3 separate regions of the Homo sapiens genome follow, and all the other regions are linked to region 3. The links are chromatin loops, found by intact Hi-C in ENCODE. Cell type or tissue: endothelial cell of umbilical vein. All regions are shown on one strand. Region 1 holds the start of DISP3 (dispatched RND transporter family member 3). Region 2 has its middle 20 kb from the start of DISP3. Region 3 has its middle 59 kb from the start of LINC01647.

Region 1 (8,000 bases), 72 kb after region 3:
TATTGCTGGCAGTGGGCTGACTGATGGCCCTTAGGGACACCACCTCCTTGCTCAGCATCTCATTTGGCTCATCTGTGAAGGCTATTTTTGCCATCCCCAGCTCATAGGGCTATGAAAAGAGGCTGCTTAGCCACATGGTGGTGATGGCCATCTTCCCTCTTGGCATCAGAGCCTGGCCAGCAACCAACTGCCCATGGGCAGTCTACTTGCTTGGGTCCAAGGACATGAGGCTGATTGCAAAGCCCCTACTCACTGGGCAGGACCTCTAAAGCTGCTCTCAGCTGTTCCCTTCTCTGTGGCCATTTACAACCAGCCCAGTGTCTGCCACTTGGGAGGAAGGACCTTAACTCAGACAATTCCATCCACCGCCTTTGAGGACTAGGGGAATAGGGGATGGGGAGGATGGGGAGACGAGGGAAGTATGTCTATACTAGCAGAGAAAGGGGCTTAAACCATCCAAGGACCTGGCGATCATGAGATCCAGGTTTAAATCTTCTATTCATTCATTTGTCCATTCATTCATTCATTCACCACACATCTACCAGCAGAACCAGTGGTATATGCAGAGGATATATAGACAGTAGAAGTAATGCCTGCCCCAATGAAGATTGCACTTCAGCAGTATGACCTCAAGAAAATTACTTGACATCTCTGGTCCTATTAAGGAAATCATCTAAACATCCCTCACTCAGGGAACAGGATGACTTCACTAGTGGTGGGTGCTCTAAGGAAGGGGAAAGGTAGGGTAATCTTTGGGGTTAGAATCACAATTTTCAATCCCACCCACACTCAAGAGACTCACTAGAGAGTCAATGTTCCAGATTATTAGGGCCAGAAAGTGACCCTACAGGTCACCTCAGGCAGTCCTTTAACAGACGGGAAACCTGAAGCTCAGAGAAGGGAAGTAGTTTGCCCAAGGGCAAACTGGGAGTCTGTGGTTAAGCTCGGACTAGGATCCAGGTCCCCTCACTTCCAGTCCAGTGCTCCTTCCACCACACCATGCTGGGACTACTCTTCTTTCAACCCAGTTTCTGGATTTGAAGGACAACAGCAGGAGAGGTGTCAAAGGGCAAGCCAGGTCATGGCTACCAGATCTCATGGCTAGCCAGATCTCGAGGGGGGTTCCAGAATGCTTCACCCAAAGTTCTTGGCCCCTTGGAGAGATCACTGGGGCTCTGTGGCATCTGGCCCTAGAAAACTTCCTGGGGAGGGGAACAGAAGCTGCTGAGGCCACGGTGGAGGGTCGTCAGATTTCCAAAGAGAGAGTAACGGGGACATGGAACCTGCAGTGAAGAAGGCAAGTCTGAGAGAATGGAGTCAGCTCCCCCTAAGGGTCAGCTGTGCCCACATCCCAGCAAAGACTGGGTCAGACCCAGCCTAAGGAAAGTTGGGGAGAGAAGTGAAGACAGTGGGGAAGGATGACTGGAAAGACCAAAAAAAGAGGGTGCATGTGCGTGTGTGTGTGTGTATGTGTGTGAGAGAGAGAGAGAGAGAGAGAGAGAAACCTGGGGGAGGGAACAGAGCAGGGAAACAGAGGGTACAAGCAAAGAATGCGGACCCTGATTGTACATGTGTGTGTCTGGACTAAGGTTAGAGAAAGAGGAGTGAGTATTGAGGTAGAGAGCCAAGCAAAATGGACCCTGGGCTGAAAATGGAGATTCTGTAAGGCACCTGTCCAGGCTGGGCTTCTGCCTGGAGCTTCCACCGAGCCACAGCCTCCTCCCTCCCTCCAGAAGATCCCCTGGTCCCCTGGCAGGTGTAGTAGTAGGAGGTGGGGAGGGGGTGTTTGCTCTAAATCCCCATGCTTCGCCCATAGGAGCAGGACAGTGTGTGTGTGTGTGTGTGTGTGTGTGTGTGTGTGTGCACGCGCGCGCTGGGGGTGGAAGTGTGTCTGTGCTTGGGAGTCTGAGTGGCTTTGTGAGTCACTGGGCATCGGTGAGAACACCAGGTGGTGGGCTCTGGAATCTGGGGCTTAGTCAGTGAGTCCGGAGACAGCAACCTCGAGTGCAGAGCGGGGGCGAAGATGCTGCCCAGGTCCACGAACGTGTGTGCTTGTGAGATCTGTCCGCCCACGTGCGTGTGAACCGTGGGTCTGCGTGGATTGTGTGCGCCTGAGGATTGTGGGTGGGTGTGTACTTGCGCGAGTGTATGTGTGTGGACTGTTTTCCAGTGGTCTGTAGATATGTGTGTGCGCATGGATGGGTGTGAGTGTGCGCGTGGACTGTGGGTGTGCGCGGGCTTCTGAGTTTCTAGGGCGGCCGCGAGGCGCTGTCCGCGGTGCTGACCCGGGGAGTGGGCTGACGGAGACCTGCGCGCAGTCTCGCAGTGAGTGGGGGACAGCGGGAAGCTGGCGCCGGCCGTGGAGCAGAGGCCGAGAAGAGAAGCCCCCAAGGAGGCGCCTTCCCAGCCCTGCTGCCGGCCTCCCCAGGGAGTTGGGAAAAGTTCTCCCGGCGGTGGGGTTGGCTCCCGGGACTTGGCGCCCCTTGCGCTGGGAATCTTTCCCGACCCTCAGCGCCGCCACTGCCCGGCTGCCCACTCCACCTCCACCCTCGTTCGCGTTCTCGGCAGAGCCTGGGGACCCTCGCGCGCGCGGATCCATCGCTGGCCCGGCCCGCCCCAAGCCCCCACGCGCCCTCCCCGGCCGGACCTGCAGCCAGGTTAATCGGGGAAATGTCCCTCCGAGAGCACGAGTACGCTAGGTAGGGAGTGGGTGGAGGGGGTCATTAGCCTTACTCTGTCCCCTCCCTCCGCTCTAGCATGGGCGAGAGCCCGATCCAAGGGCGGCTTCAGACTGACGCTCAACTTTTATGGACCCAGATATCCCTCAGAGGGGACAAGCAGGGGCCAGAGGTCGGAAGCCTTGCCGTTCCTGGACATCCAACATCCAACTCCCCTTGGCCGACCAAGAATGCTGCAGTCCCGCGGGGAGATGGTGCGGAGCTGGGGCCCGGTCGTAGAGGGCAAGCTTGGGTTCTGTCCACCCCTGACCGTCTTTCCCGGGGGGCTCCGAGGCCCGCATCCCGGGCTGGCTGGAGAGCGAGAGAACTTCGCGCGCGGCGCCAAGCAGGTCGGGGTGCGGACGGCGCGGAGGACTTCCCCCTCCTCCTAGCAATGCATCCCCCAGCCCCGAGACCAAGCCCGGATGGCGCCCCGCGGCCGTGCACTCACCTCGGCCGGCCGAACGGGGCTAGGCTGAGCCGCCGGCGCGGGAGAGAGTGCGCAGAGGGTCGGGGGGCGGCGGCCACCACGCTGCGCAGACTCGTCTCCTCGCGGAAGTCGCAGGGGGAAGCTTCTCGGAGCCGCAGGAGGCTGGGGCTCCCCCTCCGCTCCAGGGCAAGCAGACCGCGGGAAGCTGCGCGCGAATCCCAGTCCTCAGCTCGCAACCCGAGCACTCCGCTCCGCCGCCGCCTTTTATTCGCCGCCCGCCTTTGTTTGGGTCCGGGCTCCTACCACGGGTCGCGGGGGTGTCCGAGCCAGGCTCCGGAGCCGCGCTGCCGCCCAATCCCTGGCGCCTCTCGGGCTCCGCGCCGCCGCGCCTTGAATCAGTGGCCGGCGAGACCCTGCGCCACGCCGCGCGCTGCGGTCTCTGGGACCCGCTGTCTGGCGCTGTCTTCGCCGCCGCTCCCCCTGCCGATCCGCGCGGTGGTTCAGCCCGGCCCTGGCGCCCGCGGGCGGGGGAAGCGCAAGGCGCAGCGACCCCTGGGGGTCGGTCCCCGCCCCTGCAGACGGTCCGGGCCAGGCACCACCCCCCAGCCCCGCCTCCGAGTTTCCTGATACCCAAGTCTCTCCCGGGCCCGCGCTCCCGCTCCTCTCCAGCCAGCCCGCCCAGCCTTGGCAGGTCACCAGCCTCCTGGACACTCGCGGGCATCCCCGGGCGCCCTCCGGAGGGAGCTGCCAAGCCCAGGCTCCTGGCGCCGTCCCTTCCTCGTTTGTTCTTCATTTACCCCTCTGGCACCAGAACCCGGAGCCATACCAGCCCCTGGGACCGGGCATCCCTCCAGCTCTAGCACATGACCTGCCTGACACCCCTAGCCAAAGGGCCACAAGGAGAAAGAGCCTGGGGGAGGGGGGCAGGCCAGTACCCTGGCCCATTTCTCTCCATCAGGGCTCAGAGAGCATTGGCATTGGTGTTGCCCAGGGAGAGTGAAGTGGGACCCCTCAAAAGGGGGCCAGCTGCCAGCCCCCAGCTGCAGGGTGGAGGGATGTCAGTGACGGAAGCCAGAAAGGAGGGAGGCCATTGCCATGCTGTGTGAGGGTGAGCCATGAGCTTGTCATTTGTCCTGGGTGTGTGCCGACCAAGGACCTGGGAAGATAGGGCAATGGTGAGACACAATCCTTGCCTTCAGGAGGTTTCCGGCTTATGGGAGAGAGAAGAATATGGGAGAGTTATGAATGAAATATAACAAACCCGGCCAGCCAACACACTGATGCTGAACCCACAGCAGCCCCTCCCCATCCCCAGCCCTTATTTTTAAAAGAGGAAAACTGGGTGAGACGCACCTCTAAATGTCAGGGTGCTGAGTGGATCTCCTGTGCTGTTCACCTGCTGCTCCTGCTCTGTCTCTCTGCTGTACAGTCCCTGGCTGGAAGCTGTACCCACTGACTGGCTGTCAACTAGACGCATTGGTATTTATGACTCTGGGTGCCCTGAGAGCTTATCTATGCAGAAGCAAATGGCCTGAGCCAGTGTCCCTGCCCTGGCACTCACTCCCCATGTGCTCAAGGTCTCAAGAGAGCCATTGCCAGGTTGGCCAAGTCTGTCAGAAGACTCCCAATGGCTCCATCTGGCCTTAAAGACATTAGAGTTGGGGGCAGTTCCTGGGGTGAAGGGTGCCACTGTGAGCTGTAAGGGGAGAAAGAGACAGGAGATCTCTCCCGAGAAGTAGAGGGTGTGAAAATTGCTGTCCCAGGACCAGAGGCCAAATCTGATATGAGTACAGAGGACCAGACTTGGCACCACCCTGCAAACTTCTAGTCCCATTTGCCATATCCTAGAGGGAGGGCAGAGAATGAGGAGCCATGTGAGAGGGTGGGAGGAGGGAGAACAAGGAAAAGATTTGTTTTTAAGGGAGCAATAGAGAGACACAAAGTGTGTTCCCAAGCCCAGCTGAGAGCAAAGGGTTTTCTTGGCTGGGAGAATGGCTTGATTATTTTCCGTTTGTTTTAAGGCTGCTTCTAGGAGCCTCCTCAAAGTTCTCCAAGGCTCCAGCACTGTTCCTCTCAGTCTGACAAATCCACCGGCCATCCCATTGGTGTGCCCCATGGTGCTGTGCCACCCTCAGTCCATGCCTGGGGATACAGCTGCCACTCTGCTGGGAAATAGATTTAGTGGGTTTGATATAGGTCCTTGATGAAATTCTCACCACCTTCAAAGGGGTCCTGCTTCATGTTGCCTAGCTGGCCATAGCTGTGGCCACCTTGGCCACACCCTCCTCAGAACCCTCTCTGGCCTCTGGAGACTTCCAGAGGATCTCCAGTGGGGCTGGGCTTGCTCTGCCCTTGGTGGGGGATTTTCTATGAAGGGAGGGTGCAGAGGCAGAGGCCTGTGGAGGGGGAGAGGAGGTGCACGGTGTGGTATCCAGGAACACTGGAAGGATGCAATTTTCCCAGGCCATCAGTGAGGTTTTAAAAATGCAAATGGAACCAGGCCTTTGAAATATGCCTGCCATAAAGGGGAACCGGTGGTGGCAGTGGAGCTGGTGCAGGTGTGGAAAGTCATGAGAATCCTCCTCCTGGGGTTCATCCCCAGGTTTCCTCCCCTTCCCCTGCCCGCGCCTGCTTGCAGGAAGCGTGTTTACTACAGGGGCCTGGGGATGCTGGCCTCACACATCCCTGCCCAGCCACAGGGTACTTCCCTGAAGCCTCCTGTACCTCCAGGTGAGTAGTAAAGATGACTCTGGTGGATAATGATCCACCCAGCTGAAAGGCTGCAGAGATTAAGATTCTGTGTCCCCTCTGGCTCCTTGTTCCAGTGCTGTCTGGTGGAAGTTCTTCCTGGGTCTGATTTAAATGCCTCATGGTGCCGATAAGCTGCTCCCCTTATACTCTGTCTTCACAACTAATTGAAAAGCCTTCTTTGCAAGGGATATGAGCTATAAAGGGCTGCTTTGTCCTCTCTTCCTATCCCTTTATTTCTACTTCTATTTTCTCTCCAACTAGGTCTGAAGCAGAGCCTCTGAGCTGAGCTTCTGATTCTACCTCTCCCAGTAAAGCCATATTTCTGTTCTGCCCCTTACCAGCTGCGTGACCTTGGGAAAGTCACTTCACCTTGCTGAGCCCCAGTTGTCTCATCTATAAAGTGGGGATGGTAAGAATATCTGTCTCATTGCAGTGGTTATAGTTATAAATGAGATCATCTCTGTGCAAAAATTGCATTTAGCACAGTTTGTGGCACACATTAAGCACTAAATACACATTAGCAGTTTCTTCATCATATTGTTACCGCTTACTTGGCAAGTGCTGACCATAACACATCTCACTTTTTGTGACACCCCTCCACACCGCCCCGTGAAGGGGGGTTGTATGCAAATCAAGTCCTCCCACCAGATGGGTGAGCAGCTGAGGGTTGAGCATATGGGGAGGGTTGGGAGTGTTTATCTTTTAAAATATGGTATTAAGGCACTGTCCCAGCACCAGGGAATAGAATAAATGGATTTATAAGTAATCCCCTCTTCAATCTGCTAAGGCATTGACTTTGGCGCTCTTGGCCCCCAGCCCCAATCTCACCTTCTCCAGGAAGCCACTGGGCAGAGTCAGGTAGGCTGGGGTATGCTGGAAAGAGCTCTAGATTTAGGAAACTGGGTTTGATTTTTATGTGTGTCTTTTATTAGTATGACCTTGGGCAAGTCACTGCATTTCTCTGAGACTTAGTTTCCTCATCTGCAAAGTGGGAGTCATAATGACCACTGCCAAAAATATTCCTGCTTAATAGTCTCTTCAGCTAAAGTAGAACACAGATTTATAGGTAGCCATTTGATAATTAGTTCTAGATATAGTTATAACTATATATAGGAAGTGATAATAGGATGATTAATCCCTGTTTCCATTATTTTCAGGGTTGATTGCACTTCATGTGACATAATAGACACAAAAAAACTCAAGGAGCTTGCCCAAGTTCCTGGTGAATGAATTTCTGACTCCAAGTCACATAGAAACTTAGTGGAAGAGCTTGGGTTGGACTCCAGTTCTCCCAGCTTCCAGAAACACCATCCTTCCTCTCCCCAGCGCCTTCCTCCCTGAAGCTCTGTTCAGGAGATGAGCATGAGCTTATGGTTGGGGAAAACATTAGAGGGTCTCATAATTAAAGAGAACAGAGAGAGCTCTGAAGAAGGGCCTGAGGAAGGCTGACAGGGCTAGGCTTAGGGCAGGGGTATTGCAGACACGGCCTGGGGGAGGCTGGACAGATGGCAGCTCTCCCCTCCTGCCTCCCCCAGAATTCTGCAAACAGCCAGGCCTAGCACTCCTTTCTCAGCCTTGCCTGCCTCCTCCAAGAGAGCAGGCATCCTGTGCCAGAGTGAGTACAATCCAAGTTATTAATTGCCTGCAACAATTAGCCCCAGCGCCTGGGCCTGCAGACACCCAGGCTCTGAGAGAGGGAGCCAATTACAGCTTCATCAATATTCACGCTGTCGCATAATCCTCTTCCAACAAGACGGCCCCCTTGTCCCCCATCCACATTTCTAGGGGTCTTTGCTCTGACCCCAACATCTGGAGAAGACTAAATATTGCTGAGTTCTTCAAGAGGAAAAGTCACTGGAGGGGTTAGACCCGAGGGGCTATTAGCATAGCAGAGCCAAGGCATTGGCAGGGAAGAGCAGGATCCTGCCAAAGATCTGGACAGTGTGACATTAGCCAAAGACAGTCCCATTGTTGGGGAGAGATTATAACCTCCAGGTTGAGGGTTTTACGTGGATACCCTGAGGGTTCTTATTGATAGAACCGGCCTGAAAGGAGGTCATAAATACCCAAAAAGTTCTAGTTTTAATCCCAGCTCAGTCACA
Region 2 (8,000 bases), 91 kb after region 3:
ACCCTCCGGGTCATGGTGCCTCCTGTGCTTCCTTTGAAAGGCATATTGGCTGACTTCCCACTTGCCAATCCTCCATCACACAGAGTCCAGCCCTGGTCCTGGCACAGACTGAGAAATGTGGAGCCTGGAAGCTGCCAGGGTGCCCTGCACAGCCTGTCTGGCCTGGTTGCTTCCCAGGAAAGTGGCGGGGAGGGAGAGAGAGGCAGGTGGTGGCTGCATACCTGCGATCACCAGCAAGGAGCCCACAAGCAGGTTAGCCAGGCAGTGACTGCAGTCAGAGTATTGACCCCATCATGCCTGTAATCCCAGCACTTTGTGAGGCCAAGGCAGGTGGATCACCTGAGATCAGGAGTTTCAGACCAGCCTGGCCAACATGGCGAAACCCTGTCTCTACTAAAAATACAAAAATTGGCTGAGCGTGGTGCCGGGCACCTATAACCCCAACTACTCGGGAGGCTGAGGCAGGAGAATCGCTTGAACGCAGGAGGCAGATGTTACAGTGAGCAGAGATCACGCCACTGCACTCCAGCCTCGGCTGGACAGAGTGAGACTTTGTCTCAAAACAAAACAAAACAAATGATCCCAGAGGGCTGGGGAAGGGGCGCCGGGACTGTGACTGTGTTCACACATCGGGTCCAGTTCACGGATGTGGAGCAGCTGTCCTCTCTCCGCGTGCCTACATGGTCTTCATTCGCTGTGCTCACCCCAGCTGGGAAGGAGGAGGGCCCGTTCAGTCTGTATGAACTGTACACGTGCTGTGCATTCAGCCACAAGTGCAGTGCAGTGGGGCATCCAGGAAAGACGCAGTCTCTGCTCTCAGAGGGGAATGAGCAGGGGAAGGATGCTGGTATGTATTGAACATAACTATGTATCGAGCCCTGCGAGAGGGGAACATGCATCCAGCACCGACGGCGTGCCAATCCTTGAGCGAAAGGAAGTGCATAGAGCACCTACTGTGTGCTGAGCCCTGTGAGGGGGTGTGTATCGCATACCCCCTGCACTGGCCCTGAGAGAGGAGAATCCAGTTTCTCCACCTGAGCATGTACTACTATGTGCTGAGCCCTGTTTGGGGAAGGGATGTGTATTTCATACTCCTGGCACTGGGCCCTGAGAAAGGAGAATCCACTTTCTCCACTTGAGCACCTACTGTGTGCTGAGCCCTGTGGGGCTGAGTACATTGCATATCCACAAAGCACCTGGCCCTGAGAGAGGAGAGCATGGGTTGAACGCCTGTTGTATACAAAGTCCTGTGGGAGAAACCTTATACCAGTCCTTCCAGGGAGCTTAGAAAATGGGTTTCTGTGCCTTTGTCTCCCTCCTCTACAGGAATCCCGTTCCTCCTCGACAAAGGCCCAGCTTGGGAGACTAAGAGACTTTCCTGAAGCCACGTAGCCAGCAGGTGACAAAGCTGGAGCTTGACCCTAAGCCCAGCTCTTCCCAAGGCCATCGGGTGAATGACACAGCCCAATTCCAGGCCCTGGAACATGGCTGGCCCCAGAGGACAACAAGATATTTTAACAGCAGAAAACCAAAACCTTCTTCCCAACGTGGCTGCCCTCACCCCATCCCCACTAGCCGCTGACTTGGCAGGCAGGAACCCCTCCCCTGGAGCACAGCAAAACTCGATACGTTATATTTCCAAACTGGGACACACACTGACATTTCTGGGGAGAGAAGCAATCTGGAGGAGCTGCATTTTCACCCTCCCAGGGGAATCTGCACACCATACTTAGTGTGGTGCTCTCCCTCCCACTTCACAAAATAATTGTTGAACAGATTGTGTTGGAAAGAGAATTCCTGGATTATGGAGTCATGATTCTAAATGGCTGTTTAACTGTGTTTTCCTTCATTTCTTTAAAAAAAAGTTAAAATTTAAGTAAGTGAGTTACATGCAAAGGAAATGAGGAGCACTGCGCCCATCATCCCATGGAGGACAGTATTGAGCACCATGGGAGGAAGAGGCCAGGAGGTATCGTGGCTACTAGCGACTGCCTGCTGGCTTTTTGGACTTGCTCCCCACTTGTCTGGCATAGTATCCTTCATTGTCTGCCCCATCTTATACATGAGAAAAAGAGAGCCCAGAGAGTTCTGGGCCAAGGTCACACAGCATTGGAACTCAAAGACCAGTTGGTCCAACCCCAAAGCCGAGCTTTCCTCCTTCCCGTGCTGAGTTAGAGCATTTTTAGGCTGTCTCCTCTTGAGCCCCACTGATGGCTACTCTAGAGTGACAGAGAAGAACCCAGAGGTCCAGAGAGAAGTGACTCCTAGATCACACAGCTTGCAGCAGAACCAGGATTAGGATTCCTACCTGGAGATGCCAGGCTCTGCCTACTATGGGCAGGGCTCTGCCAGAACTGGGTGGGGAGATAGATGCAGGAGGAATCATGGTCCTCCCCTGCCCCCAGGGAGGTTACAGTCTCAGGGATAAGATGAAGGGCCCCAGCATGGTGACATGCAAGACCACGCCATCTCCTTAGTCCAGGACCACATCTCTAGACCCTGGCTTCCCACAGCACCGACGCTCTGAGCCTCACTTTGGGCCCTGGAGCATGGATCCGGGACACTAGGGAAGCTCTCTCTGCCCCTCAGTGCGTGGCCCTTTGAGGAATCCTTCACGCTGCCAGATTCAAATCACAGCCTCTACAGTTTATCAATCACTAGACCTTGAACAAGTTGCTTAACCACTCCGAGCTTGGTTTGTTCATCTGTAAAATGGAATTAACAATGGCACCCACTTGATAGGATTAATATTGGGATTAAATGAGTTAAGGCAGGTAAAGGGTTTAGAACAGTGGCTGGCATGGGGACACAGGAAGTGCTCAATTATTCTTCATCCGAGAATTCGTTTACTGGGCAAGTATGTGCATCCCATGCTGGGGAGGCAGAGGGGAGCCATGGACCCTGCCTGCCTGGAGCTCGTGTGCTTAGGGCCTGGGGAGGCATGGGAAATGGGTAAAGACCCTTGTGCAGGTGTGAGCTGCAGTGCAGGTGAGCACCGGGCATTTAGGGGCCTGGAGGCCAGGGGTCAGTGACGGCTCCCAGGAGAGACGGCAAAGCTTAATCTTTTTTTTTCTTTTTTTTGAGATAGAATCTCGCTCTGTTGCCCAGGCTGGAGTGCAGTGGTGTGATCTCGGCTCACTGCAACCTCCCCGTCCCGGGTTCAAGCAATTCTCATGCCTCAGCCACCTGAGTAGCTGGGATTACAGGCACCTGCCACCACGCCTGGCTAATTTTTGTATTTTTAGTAGAGATAGGGTTTCGCCATGTTGGCCAGACTGGTCTCTAACTCCTGACCTCAGGTGACCCACCGCCTCAGCCTCACAAAGTACTGGGATCACAGGCATGAGCCACCGCGCCCAGCCAGCAAAGCTTAATCTTGATAGATGAGGGGTCGTATACCAACTGGACAATGGTAGGGTCAGGCATCCAGGGAGGATGACAGCACAGACGGAGGCCCAGAGACCAGGAAGAGCCAGTCACAACTAGGAAGCTGCAGGTGCCCAGGATGGCTGGATGGCTGAGGTGTGACAGGCGGTGATGAGAGATGCCACCAGGAGCCTCAGCAGCTGGGATGCATTGCATTCTGTCCCCAAAAAGAAATGTATTGAACTCCTGACCCCCAGTACCTGTGAATGTGACCTTTATTTGGAAATGGGATCGTTGCAGATGTCATTAGTTAAGATTAGGTCTTACTTAACATTGGTTAAGATTAGGTCCTAATACGACTGGAGTCCTTACAAGAAGGGGAGGGACGCAGGGAAGAGAAGGCTGTGTGAAGACAGAGGCGGAGGCTGGAGCCACACAGGCATGGAATGCCAAGGGTGGCCGCTGCCACCAGGAGCTGGAAGAGGCCAGAGGGAGCTTTCCCTTGGGCCTTCAGAGACAGAATGGCCCTGCTGACACCTTGAGCTTGGACTTTTGGCTTCCGGACCTGCGAGAGAATACATATCTGTTGCTCTAAGCCGCCTGGTGTGTGACACTTTGTTACAGCAGCCTCAGGAAGCTATGTCCATGTAGGAAGGGTGGGCACAGCTGTGCCCAGATAGGGAGGGTCTGGCCATGGTGGCTTCTCTGAGTTCCCCTCAGTGCCCAGTGCTCAGCGGCACTTCACAGAGACCCGGCACCCTGCTCCCTGCTGGCGCCCCCACATCAGCCCTGTCTCTGCCCACAGTGCCCCTTCCTCACGCCTGTGTCCATGGCCCAGATCCTCACTGCAGCCAGCTCGGGGCTCATTGCTGAGAAATACGGCTGGCCTTGAGCTGGTGACGGGGCCCGGCTGGACTGGCATGAATCGTGTTTATCGCAAACAGGAAACAAAGGGAAAAAGGAAACAAAGCCTGGGATGAGGGGAGGGGGGCAGGCGGGAGTGAGGGGGAAGTGGGGGCCAGGCCAGGCGCTGCCCACAGAAAGGCCTATTAATTTCCTGATGTTTGCTCCAGGACCGAACAGCCCAGCGCCTGTTGAGGTTTATCTGTGTGGCTCAGCTGTGGAGCGTGCTGCCTGCCAGCTTCTGGGTGCTTCAGAGATTTGCCAGGCCCAGGAGGGGGCAGGAGGCGCCCGGAGCAGCTTCTGGCCCATCCATGACACCAGCCAGGGCTGCTTTTCAGTGCCAGTCATGGGTGAAATCGAGGTACATTCTGCCTGGTAATGAGGTGCCGCAGGCCTCAGCCAGGGCACAGGAATTGCTCTGCCTGCCTGGCCCAGCAGGTGCCCCCCAGCCCAGACTGACCTGGCCTGAGAAGCCAGTGGGGAGGGGAGTGGGGGTGGAGGATAGTGAAGGCAGAGGGTCAGCAATGAGGGAGTGGAGCTTATTGGGCACCACTGTATACCCAGAACCGCGCTCGCTTTGCTGCGTTGAAATAACAGTGTATTCGTTTCTTAGGGCTGCTGGAACAAGTTAACACAAACAGTAGACAACAGAAATTTATTCTATTACTGTTCTGTAAGCTACAAGTCCAAAGTCAAGGTATGGACAGGGTTGCCTCCTTCTGGAGGCCCTGAGGGAAATTCCGTTCCAGGAGTGTCTCCAGCTTCTGGTGGTGGCAATCGTGGGGTCCCCGGCTTGTAGATGCGTCGCCCCAAGCTCTGTCACATCATCATGTGCTGTTCTCCGTCTGTCTACGTCTGTGTCCAGATTTCTCTCTTATGAAGACAACAGTCATTGGATTCATCCAATGGAGACTGGAGTGCAGTGGCGCGATCTCGGCTCACTGCGATCTCTGCCTCCCAGGTTCAAGTGATTCTCCTGCCTCAGCCTCCTAAGTAGTAGCTGGGATTACAGACATGCACCACCACACCTGGCTAATTTTTGTAATTTTAGTAGAGACAGGGTTTCACCATGTTGGCCAGGCTGGTATTGAACCCTGATCTTAAGTGATCCACCCGTCTCGGCCTCCCAAAGTGCTGGAATTACAGGCGTGAGCCACCGATCCTGGCCCAAAGACCCTGTTTCTAAGTAAGGTCACATTCTCAGGTCCTGGGAAGTTAGGACACCAGCATATCTTTTTGGGGGACACAATTTGACTCTTAAGAAACTATTAACATTTCCTGACGGCTTATTTGCTGCCCAGCACTCTGCTATTCATGAGCTCTCTGATTGGATCGTCATAACAGAAATATGAGGTAGGCACTGTTACTTCCCCATTTTATTGATGAGAAAATTGAGGCTCAGAGACAAGTAGCTAAAATGTGGGCAGGTCCCAAATCGAGATCCAGACCTAGGAAGATATTACACAGAGTCACGCTGTGAGGTGAGGGATATAGAGTATGGCAGTCCGGAGCACTAAGAGCATTTAGTAAAGGCATGCAATGCGGTTGGAGAGGCCATGGTGGCTTCCTGGAGGAGGTGATGCGGAGGCAGAGGCTAGGGGGTCTTCCTGGAGGAGATGCTGCCGTAACAGAGATTTGGAGTGTGAGTAGGAGATTGTCATTTTACAGACAGGGAGACAGAGGCCCAGAGGACGGGAGGACAAGTCCAAGGTCACAGTGTTGAGGGCTGAGTGTGGCGGCTCCAGTCTCTGCATCTTGGGGCAAAACAAGACAGGAGCCCTGGCCCCCACTCTCCCTTCTTCCATCCCTTCCCCATCAAAGGGGTCCTGGTCCAACCCTGTTCCCTAGAGAGTGCCCTGGTGGTCTTGGCCATCCCCCAAAGGTGCTGGGGACATGACAGCAGGGCTGGGGCCCAGCTCTGCCACTTCCTAGCTATGCATCCTCGGGTACCTCTTCACCTCTCTGAGCTGCTTACTGCAACAGCAACTGAACAGGATCAAATAAGATGACAGATGTGAAGGTGGTTTGGAACCTAACACCCAGGAAATGTTGCCACTTCTAAAACACTTGAGATCCAATCACAACCACACCTCTCCCCCGACTCTCGCTGGCACACCCAGCTGCACCCACCACCCACTGTCCTGTGCCATGCTCTCCCTCCCCTCTGGGACTTCGCACAGGCTGTGCCCTGCCAGGAATGTCTTCTCCCTGTTCCTGTCTTCTTTGCAAACTCTCAGCTTTACAACATGCTGGCTGGGTGACCCTGGAGGAGTGATGATGTCTCTAGACCTCCGTTTCCACAAAATGGAGATAACTCACGTGCCTACTTCCTAGGCTGCGGTGCGAATGAGATGAGGTTATGTTCTTAAAGCCTTGAGGGCAGTAGCTGGTATTAGTCTGAGAAAATGGTGGTTTCCAATTGAGTGGCTGGGAAAATGGCAGTGGCCCCACTTACACAAACAGGGAGGACAAAATGCAGGGACAGGCAGGGGCAAGGGACAGATAGGAGAGCCAAGAACTTTGGAGCTGACTTCAGAGGCAGGATCTGAGAATAGAACCCAAGGGTCCCTGCCTCCTGAAGACACCAACCATTCCTCTTCCCAGCAGCACCCCTAGGATGGCCTGTCCTGCTTCCTCCAGATAGCCAGTCTTTTGCAGGGAGCTTGTTTCACTCATGCTCCAAAACTCATCTTGGTCACTCTTTTATGAGGACAGTCCCGATCTCTATCTCCTCTACCCCAGCCTTTGCCCAAGACTCTATGCCCCTCCTCTCGCTGGCCAATTTCCAGGACACAGCTCCTGCAAGGCAGCTGTGGACTTTATTTCCGATCCCTAGGCTAGCACGAGACTGAATGTTTCTCAATGAAGCAATGAATGAAATGAGTTCACGAATGACCACGTGGGAGACAGAGCCAATGACAGAGTCAGCAGCCCCGGCAGCCCCCACATGACCGGCATCCCCGCCACTCCTGCCTCTGCCTTCCCTCCATATGCAGGCCAGTCCACACCCTACAAGGGAGGGAGCCCTGGGAGACGGGGGGAGGCTCCATCACTGCTCAGCCCATCACCCCCAGCAGAGAGGCCCTGGCCAGCATGCAGCTCCGTTGGGCACTGAGTCACTGGAATCCTGCCATCTGCACCCTACCTCTTGTTACACCCTCAACAGTGGGGAGACCTGACAGTTTGCAGGGCTACTTGGTAGGTCCTGGGGAGAGGTAGGCCTCACCAAGGGAAGGGTAGCAGCGTCCCAGCCATCCTCGGCACCCCAGGTGCACCGTGTCCTCACCCACTGGGCAGGCTCTTCAGCTTCCAGGGCCCCTGATATTTAAGGAAATTAAGGTCAGGCCTGGCTGCTAAATATTTGTCTAAGCAGAACAGAAAATGGTGCCAGAAAAGAAGGCCTTCAATTCTATGAGCAAATAAATCGTATGAGGGCAAATGGGCTAGGGAGAGGGTGGCGGGGTGGGGTGCACAACTATTTAGAGCAGATAGTATCTCCCCACCTCTGCGGGCTGTCCAATTTCCCCCCTTTATAAAAGCATGGCTCCTTCACCTTGCTCCTTGGGGCGAGGCAGGGGACAGACCTCTTGCAAGCTGTCATCCGTCTTCCCTGGATCCACAGCAGGTGATTCGGGCTGCCCCTCCCCGATGGCTGCACATGGGGACACCCCTGCCCCACCACCGCCCGGTGCAGCCGAGCAGAGGAGCTTGGTCTCTGAGCTGAACTGGGC
Region 3 (8,000 bases):
ATAGCCTCAACTCTGCCCAGGCTTCTCAGTGTTGCCTGTGGAACAATCGGAAATGATAAGAGGGTGTGTTGTAGATTTATATGTGTGGGCAAATGGTAATTTCCTTAACAAACAGGCACACACAGCAGGACACAGATTCCTCCAAGGCCCAGGAGCTGCAAAGGGAACACCTACTAAATGAGGACTGGTGGATAAAGCCCAGAGCGTCCTCCCCACCTTCCTCATGTTAATGAGCGGACAGATTCCAATTACAAGCCCAGTGGAAGGACCTCAATGGTGAAGTTTGACAGTGGTCTTAAAACTAAAATAGCGATACATACGGAGAGTGTGTGTGGTGCACAGCCATCTTCATAGCCCCTCACACCTCTTGACAATAGCCAGAGTTCACAGGAAAGTAACAGAAGGGGGCTGGGAGGAATGGAAGGGAATATCTGGGGAGTGAAATGAGGAAGGCCCTGCAGAACGAGCTGTTGGTAGTCCCCTCTGGGAAAGGAAGGGTTTACCTGGTGGAGTTGTAATGGCATCTTTATTCTCGCTAGCTCAGGCAGTTTGTAAGTTTGTGAATAGTCCCATGTGACCTTGAGGTCTCATCCTGAGAAATGGGCACAACAATACAGGCTTTTCATACTTACTGGCAGTTTTAGGAGCACCAGTGGGGATACTCAGGTGTGGAAGCAAAAGCGATGTGGAAAGTACAGGTGCTAGGGCCACTGACAGACTTCCGGACTGTTGGAGCTGAAGGATCATGGAATTCAAACCAACCCCCTGGTTTTACAATTGAGAAGAATAAGGCCCAGGGACAGGAAGGCCGTTGCCTGGTATCCTCGAATGAATTAGTGAGGGAGGAGGAGCCCTGACGCTAAGCCATGTGATCCTTGTTTTCCCTTCATTGTTCAGTTTGCTTCCTTCCTGGCAGTCATATCTGGTGCAGATCCCCAAGGCACCTGTGGCTGGTGATGAAGTAGAAGGCAGGACTCAACTCCAGAGGCCAGGCTTGGATTGAGGACTAGCTAAAACAGGGACAGGAGGGGAGCACCTCCCCATAAGACACACCCACCAGTGTGCCGTGTCAGTGTGCTGTTGCTATCGTGACGCCCAGAAGTTACCACCCCTTTCCATGGCAATGACTTGATGACCCAGAAGTTACCACACCTTTTCTAGAAATGTCTGCACAATCTGCCCCTTAATTTACATATAATAAAAAGTATGTGTAAATATGGCTGCAGAAGTACCTCTGAGCTTCTACTGTGGGCACACTGCCTCTGGGGTAGCCCTGCTCTGCAAGGAGCAGTGCCTCTGTTGCTGCTGGGCACTGCCACTTCAATAGAAGTTGCTGTCTAACAACACCAGCCTGCCCTTTAATTCTTTCCTGGGCAAAGCCAAGAACCCTCCTGGGCTAAGCCCCAATTTGGGAGCTCACCCGCCCTCCATCACTGAGTCTCATGGGCTTGCCCACCATGCACTGATGGTCTCTTTGGGTCCTCTGGGTGGTCTGGGAAGTGATACCCTTGTTTTATTAATACTTTAATTATCATGTATATTGATGCTTTTGTTCACTGCATAACTGATTGTGTATGGTCTCCCTGTTGGCCTCCCATCAGTGTGAGCCCAGACTTCCCTGGCTGTGGTGAGGTTTGTTTCTTAGATGATAAGAGTGGATTAAGCACTCTGCCAGCCCTCCCTCACCAACTGGTAGCCCATGAGTTAAAAGGGCTTGAGAAGAACCAGCATAGAAGTGGCAATATATTCTATTTCTAGATGAGCCAGGTGGTTCCAAAGCTACCACTCATTAATTCTTTCAACAATAAATAACTAAACCATCGTATGTGACCCTACTCAATTTCTCTCACCATATCTCACATCGCATTACATCTGGTGTCATGAGAGACACCAGAGGAAAGGAGCATGGTTGACTTGGGAAAGTGCATCGTTAATTTTGGAGAAAAAATTGCTCCTGATGGGAGACAAGGAGAGGTTATCATCACCATAATCTCAGTGGAGCGTTGTAACAGCCTAAACTGGTCTCCCAGCGTCCCCTCCTGCCTCCCTAGTCTCTTCTCCACAGAGCAGTTCTATTAGTCAGGGTTCTCTAGAGAAACGGAACCAATAGGACATATATACACATATCTTTGATTTATGGATATATATATATATATATAAATTTATTATAAGGAATTTATCTGTGTGATTATGGAGGCTGACTGGTCCCAAGATTTACAGTTAGCAAGCTGGAGATCCAGGAGAGCTGATGGTGTAGTTCCAGTTCAAGTCCAAAGATCTGAGAGCCAGGACAGCCAATGGTATAGTTCCAACCTGAGGGCTGGTAGGCTCGACACCTAGGAGGAGCCATTTCAGTTCAAGTCCAAAAGCAAGAAAGAACTTATGTTCCAGCTGAAAGGCAATCAGGCGGGAGGAACTTCCTCCTATTTGTGGGGAGGGCAGCCTTTTGTTCTATTCAGAACTTCGATTGGATGGGATCCATCCACATTAAGGAGGGCCATCTACTGTACCCAGTCTACTGATTCAAATGTTAATCTCATTCAGAAGCATCCAGACTAAGGTTTGACCAGATGCTTCGGCACCCCATGGCCCAGTCAAAGCTTTTTAAACTGCTGTGATGGTTACTTTTGTTTTAAACATAAATCAAATCATATCACCCCCATGCTTAAGACCCAAACACCTTATATAACCTACAAGGACCCCTCCCACTTCTCCAACTTTATTTCCCTTCCATCTTCCCTTCATTCACTACATTCCATCCATACTGGCCTCCTTCCCATCTTTTTTTTTTTTTGAGACAGGGTCTTGCTGTCTTGCCCAGGCTGGAGTACAGTGGCACAATCACAGCTCACTGCAGCCTCAACCTCCCAGGCTCAAGCAACTCTCCCACGTTAGCCTTCTGAGTAGCTGGAACTGCAGGTGAGCACCACCACACCCAGCTAATTTTATTTTTTTGTGTGAGGAGACGGAGTCTCCCTATATTGCCCAGGGTGATCTCAATCTCCTGGGCTCAAACACTTCTCCCACCTCGACCTCCCAAAGTGCTGGGATTACAGGTTTGAGCCACCATGCCTGGCCCTTCCCATCTTCTGATGCCACATTTCTTTCCATCTCAGTGCTACTGCAGTTGCTGCCCCTTTTGCAGGATGCATTTCTGCTAGATCTTCACAAATCTGGCTCCTCCTCATTGTTCAAGTCAACTCAAACATCGCCTCCTCAGAGAGGCCTTCCCTTACCATCCTAGCTAAAGTAATTCTCACTCAGTCACCATAGAGCCCATCACTCTGCTAATTTTCTTCACAGCACCTAGAACAAACTGAAATTATCCTAGTTACGGATGTTTATTGTTCATGGTCTTCCCCTCCCACTAGAATGTAAACTCCATGAGAGCAGAGGATTTATTTGGCTCATTCTTATAATTCCAGCTCCTTCTGCAGAGTAGGTTTTAAGCAAATAGCAGTTGAATGAATTAGTTAATTGATGGTGGCACAGATTTTAAAGGAGAGATTATAAAATAGCTTCTCTTCACCCTCTTAGAGAGGAAAGACTTTTTGTGTCTATGTTTCAGAAAATAAGGTGGGTCCCAGGGGTTCTGTTCTTCTACCCATGTGCTGGGCTGACAACTCTAACTATGAGAAACCCCATTTACCTGGGCATTCCTTGAAGTGTGGGTCCTTTGGGAAGCACCTGGATTGGAAGAAGGAGGTGGCAGTAGAAGGGAGGTAAATGTTGGGTGTTTTCCAAACCAATCTTCTCATCACACATACATTTTTAATGCTGTCAAAATTGAATTTGTTATACAAAGCTGGAAGCAGTAGCGTTGTGTGTAAATAGCAAATCGTGGGAAGACCGCTGTCCTCAAGTACTTTTTTTTTTTATCAACCCAGTCTATTTCCATAGCCATTTAATGTGTGAGTCCCTGTCCCTGGTGCTGAAACAATTGAATCGGCCGGACGCCTGGGCTTCGGGAGGGGGACACCTCTGTCCGAGGTGCTGGAACTCCCTCCCCTTCACCTTCTCCTCGCTCTCATGGAGCTGCCCAGAAGTGCGTGGTCACTGCGTCCTGCCATTGCTGGGTCAAGCTGCAATGATAGCTGCTGGAAATCACAAGGCTGGACTATAATTCCATCCTCATTTGGAATCTCTTGAAACTCATCGAGGTGCTACTGCTACAGCCGTTCTGTTCTGCTCTAGGGAGAGGGGCTATGGGATTCTAAGCCCTTTTGGCAGCTCCATGGGGTGTGTCCAGCCTCAGGTGTTGTGAACCCATCAGTAATGCCATGAGAAAGGGCAGAAAGTCCACAGATCTCGGTTCACCATCTCCTCTTAGTATGACACCTGCCAGTTCAGCCTTAGATTGCCTAGTCTGCAGTGGTACCTCTGCAGGAGTCCATGTGTCCAATGGGCAGCTATGTTTCCATTTACCTCAAGATGGAAGGAAGGAATAAGCTCTGTAAATCTTGTGGCCCACAAGAAGTAAGTGACAGATAATGACTTAGATTTTGTAGTGACAGGGTGACCATTTAAAAATATTTGTTGGCTGGGCACGGTGGCTCACGCCTGTAATCCCAGCACTTTGGGAGGCTGAGGCAGGTGAATCAGCTGAGGCCAGGAGTTCAAGACCAGCCTGGCCAACATGGTGAAACCCTGTCTCTAGTAAAATTACAAAAATAGCCGGGCCTGGTGGTGCGCACCTGCAGTCCCAGCTACTCGGAAGGCTGAGGCAGGAGAATCCCTTGAACCCAGGAGGTGGAGGCTGCAGTGAGCTGAGATTGCCACTGCACTCCAGCCTGGGTAACAGAGTGAGACTCCCTCTCATAAAATTTTTTAAAAATTTTGAGATATAACATAAAGTACACAAATCTTAAGTGCACAGCTTAAAGAATTTGTGGGCCGGGCACGGTGGCTCACGCCTGTTATCCCAGCACTTTGGGAGGCCGAGGCGGGCGGATCACAAGGTCAGGAGATCGAGACCATCCTGGCTAACACGGTGAAACCCCATCTCCACTAAAAATACAAAAAATTAGCCGGGCGTGGTGGCAGGTGCCTGTGGTCCCAGCTACTCGGGAGGCTGAGGCAGGAGAATGGCGTGAACCCGGGAGGCGGAGCTTTCAGTGAGCCGAGATCGTGCCACTGCACTCCAGCCTTGGTGACAGAGCGAGACTCTGTCTCAAAAAAAAAAGAAAAGAATTTGTGTGTATGCATGTGTGCGTGTAACCACTATCCAGATATAAACACATAACATTTCCAGCATGCCTCCTGCCTTGTGCTACCTAACAGGAAGCATTTTCCACCAAAGATAACTACTTTTCTTATATCTGTCACCATAGATTAGTTTTTCCTGTTCTCAAACTTCATGTAAATGGGATTACTCCATATGCAGTCTTCTAAGTTTGACTTCTTTCATTCAACATTATGTCTTCAGATTCATCCATGCTGCTGTGTATCAGCAGTTCATTCTTTTTCCTCTGCTGTTTAATATTCTTTTGTGTGAATAAATCACATTTTATCTATCCATTCTACTGTTGATGAATATTTGGGTTATTCCCAGTTTGAGTCTATGATGAATGAATTTTGAACACTTTTGTGCGTGTCTCTTGATGAACAGAGCACTTGTTTTTGTTGAATACATACCCAGGAGTGAAATTGCTGGGTCGTGGCATATACCTATGTTTTCAAAGTGGTTGTATCAGTCTACAGCCATTGCTTGAAAAAAATTAATTTCTCCTTTCTGATTTTAACTTTTCTGTCTTCTCTTGATCAGTGGAGATGTTCTAGGGGGAGGCTCTGTTTCAATAGTTGTGGCCTTAGAGTTTTCTAGGTCACTCTATTGATCAATATTGATTAGATGACTATTCCCTACTAATCCCTCCCTGGAAACTATTCTCCTCTCACATCTTTCTTCTCTTTGGCTATTACCATGACTGACTCCTGTAATGGAATCTGAGTGAGATGGTGCAGAGTTTAGAATAAATCACCTGCTTTTCTTCTTCCACACCTCAGGCTAGAATGTGCCTGAGAGAAGACTCCAGCCAAGGAGAGCCAGGAGTGTGGTCTTCATCCCCGCTACCCTAGATGAGTCCTAGAGCTCCGGATAGGCAAAGGACAATCAAAAATCTGCAAGGAGGCTGAGCGCAATGACTCACGCCTGTAATCCCAGCACTTTGGGAGGCTGGAGGATTGCTTGAGCCCAGGAGTTCAAGACCAGCCTGGGCAACATAGGGAGACCCCACGTCTACAATAAATTTTAAAAATTAGTTGGATATGGTGGCACATGCCTGTTGTCCCAGCTACTCAGGAGGCTGAGGTGGGAGGATCACTTGAACTGAGGAGGTCAAGACTGCAGTGAGCCAAGATCATGCCACTGCACTCCAGTCTGGGCAACAGAGTGAGACCCTGTCTCAAAAAAAAAAAAAAAATCGGCCAGGCGCGGTGGCTCATGCCTATAATCTCAGCACTTTGGGAGGCTGAGGTGGGCGGATCACAAGGTCAGGAGATCGAGACCATCCTGGCTAACACAGTGAAACTCTGTCTCTACTAAAAATAAAAAAAAATAAAAAAATTAGCTGGGCATGGTGGCGGGCACCTGTAGTCCCAGCTACTCGGGAGGCTGAGGCAGGAGAATGGCGTGAACCTGGGAGGCAGAGCTTGCAGTGAGCCGAGATCGTGCCACTGCACTCCAGCCTGGGTGACAGAGCCAGACTCCATCTCAAAAACAAACAAACAAACAAAACAAATCAATCTGCAAGGAGCTCTTTGCTCCAAGAAGAGGAGTGGGCAATTAGCAGGAAAAAGAGCAAACTCCTCCTTTGTTCTCCCTCCTCACATTTTCCTTAGATTCTGTGAGATTTGGGGCAACATATCTACTCCCAGTTTGTGTATAGTGTTTAGATAACTTTAGGCTCAAACTGTCAAACTGGGACTGTTTTATAGACAGCTCAACAATCCCAGGGGCACACATGGAGTACTTTATAGACTGTCCTAGACATTGATCCGTTCATTACAGCACCCAGTGCTGAGTTTGCCTCATCCTGCTGCTATCCTCTCTGATGCTGGGGTCACAAGATTTCTAATCACACACTGACTCCTCTGTAAAATCAATCTGTGTGTGTCTCTGCCTCTCTCTGTCTGTATCTCTGCCTGTCTGTTTCTAGCTCTCTGTCTCTCTGTCTGTGTCTCTCTCTCCCTCTCTCTCTCTCTCTCTCTGCCTCTGTCTTTATTTCTGTCTCTGTTTCTCTGTCTCTGTCTCTCTGCATGTTTCTGTCCCTTTGTCTCTGTCTCTCACTGTCCTTTTTCTTTTTTTAGATGGGATCTCGCTCTGTCACCCAGGCCAGAGTATAGGGATGCAATCATAGCTAACTGTAGCCTTGAATTCCTGGGCTCAAATGATCCTCCTGCTTCAGGCTCCCAAAGTGCTTGGATTACAGGTATGAGCCACCCTGCCCAGCCACTCTCTGTCTTTTGAACACCAGGTCTATCATCCTCCTTGCTCCTTATCCCTGGACCTCTCTTTATCCCTGTCATCTTCTCCTCCCACTTCCTCTTCTCTGCTATACTCTTTGGAGAAAAGAGCTCTCAATTCAGAACAGCCAAAGTAGCTGGTGTAGAATAAAATGAGGCTCCTGTGTCCTCCTCAGATGGAGCTAAAGGTTCTCGTAGCCCTTGTAGAGGCAGCAGTAAAGATGGGTAATGTTTTACGCTTTGAGAGATGGGAGCAATCAGGGCTATGCCAACAGGAGCATAGACCTTTCACCCTGCCTTTCTGAGTTGGGGTCAAGAGAGCTTTTGGCTGAGGGTTAAAGGATAAAGGACTCCAAACTTAGGATGAGGAGGGAGAGTACACATTTGTGGTGTACTTTGGCTTGGATTTCCTTGTCCTGGAGACTTAGAGGCCAGGCAGGCATGGTAAGCAAAGAGAAGGTACAGAGAGTTCATTCTGGGGCCCTAGGAATATTAGAGGATCACATAGATCTTTGACATGCTTTTAGGGCAGTTCTGAG

Evidence for each region. A loop is a pair of places that touch in the nucleus more often than their neighbours do. Peaks named below come from ENCODE experiments on the same cell type or tissue, not always from the same donor. Only the 100,000 strongest peaks of a DNase experiment are listed, where the experiment ranks them.
Region 1: it touches region 3 in a loop (2.2-fold over the local background); 3 of 110 quality-filtered maps call a loop at or near these places.
Region 2: a loop joins it to region 3, with 3.0 times the contacts of the local background. A loop is called at or near these places in 2 of 110 quality-filtered maps.

The regions. Positions count from the first base shown.
Region 1 is chr1:11,474,541-11,482,540 of GRCh38, reverse strand. It overlaps DISP3 (dispatched RND transporter family member 3), which reads right to left and starts at 3,386. Exons shown (of 21, transcript NM_020780.2): 1 at 3,169-3,386. RefSeq lists an enhancer at 2,234-2,835 and a silencer at 3,480-3,799. In endothelial cell of umbilical vein, CTCF peaks have their summits at 3,503 and 3,706 (motif pointing left); DNase peaks (open chromatin) are centred at 3,420 and 3,650; H3K4me3 peaks cover 841 bases; H3K27ac peaks cover 250 bases; H3K27me3 peaks cover 811 bases.
Region 2 is chr1:11,455,453-11,463,452 of GRCh38, reverse strand. No RefSeq gene overlaps it. Among named protein-coding and RNA genes, the nearest start is that of DISP3, 20 kb to the left of the region's middle. In endothelial cell of umbilical vein, no CTCF peak of the experiment used is centred here; a DNase peak (open chromatin) is centred at 4,352; H3K27ac peaks cover 980 bases.
Region 3 is chr1:11,546,823-11,554,822 of GRCh38, reverse strand. No RefSeq gene overlaps it. Among named protein-coding and RNA genes, the nearest start is that of LINC01647, 59 kb to the left of the region's middle. In endothelial cell of umbilical vein, no CTCF peak of the experiment used is centred here; a DNase peak (open chromatin) is centred at 3,942.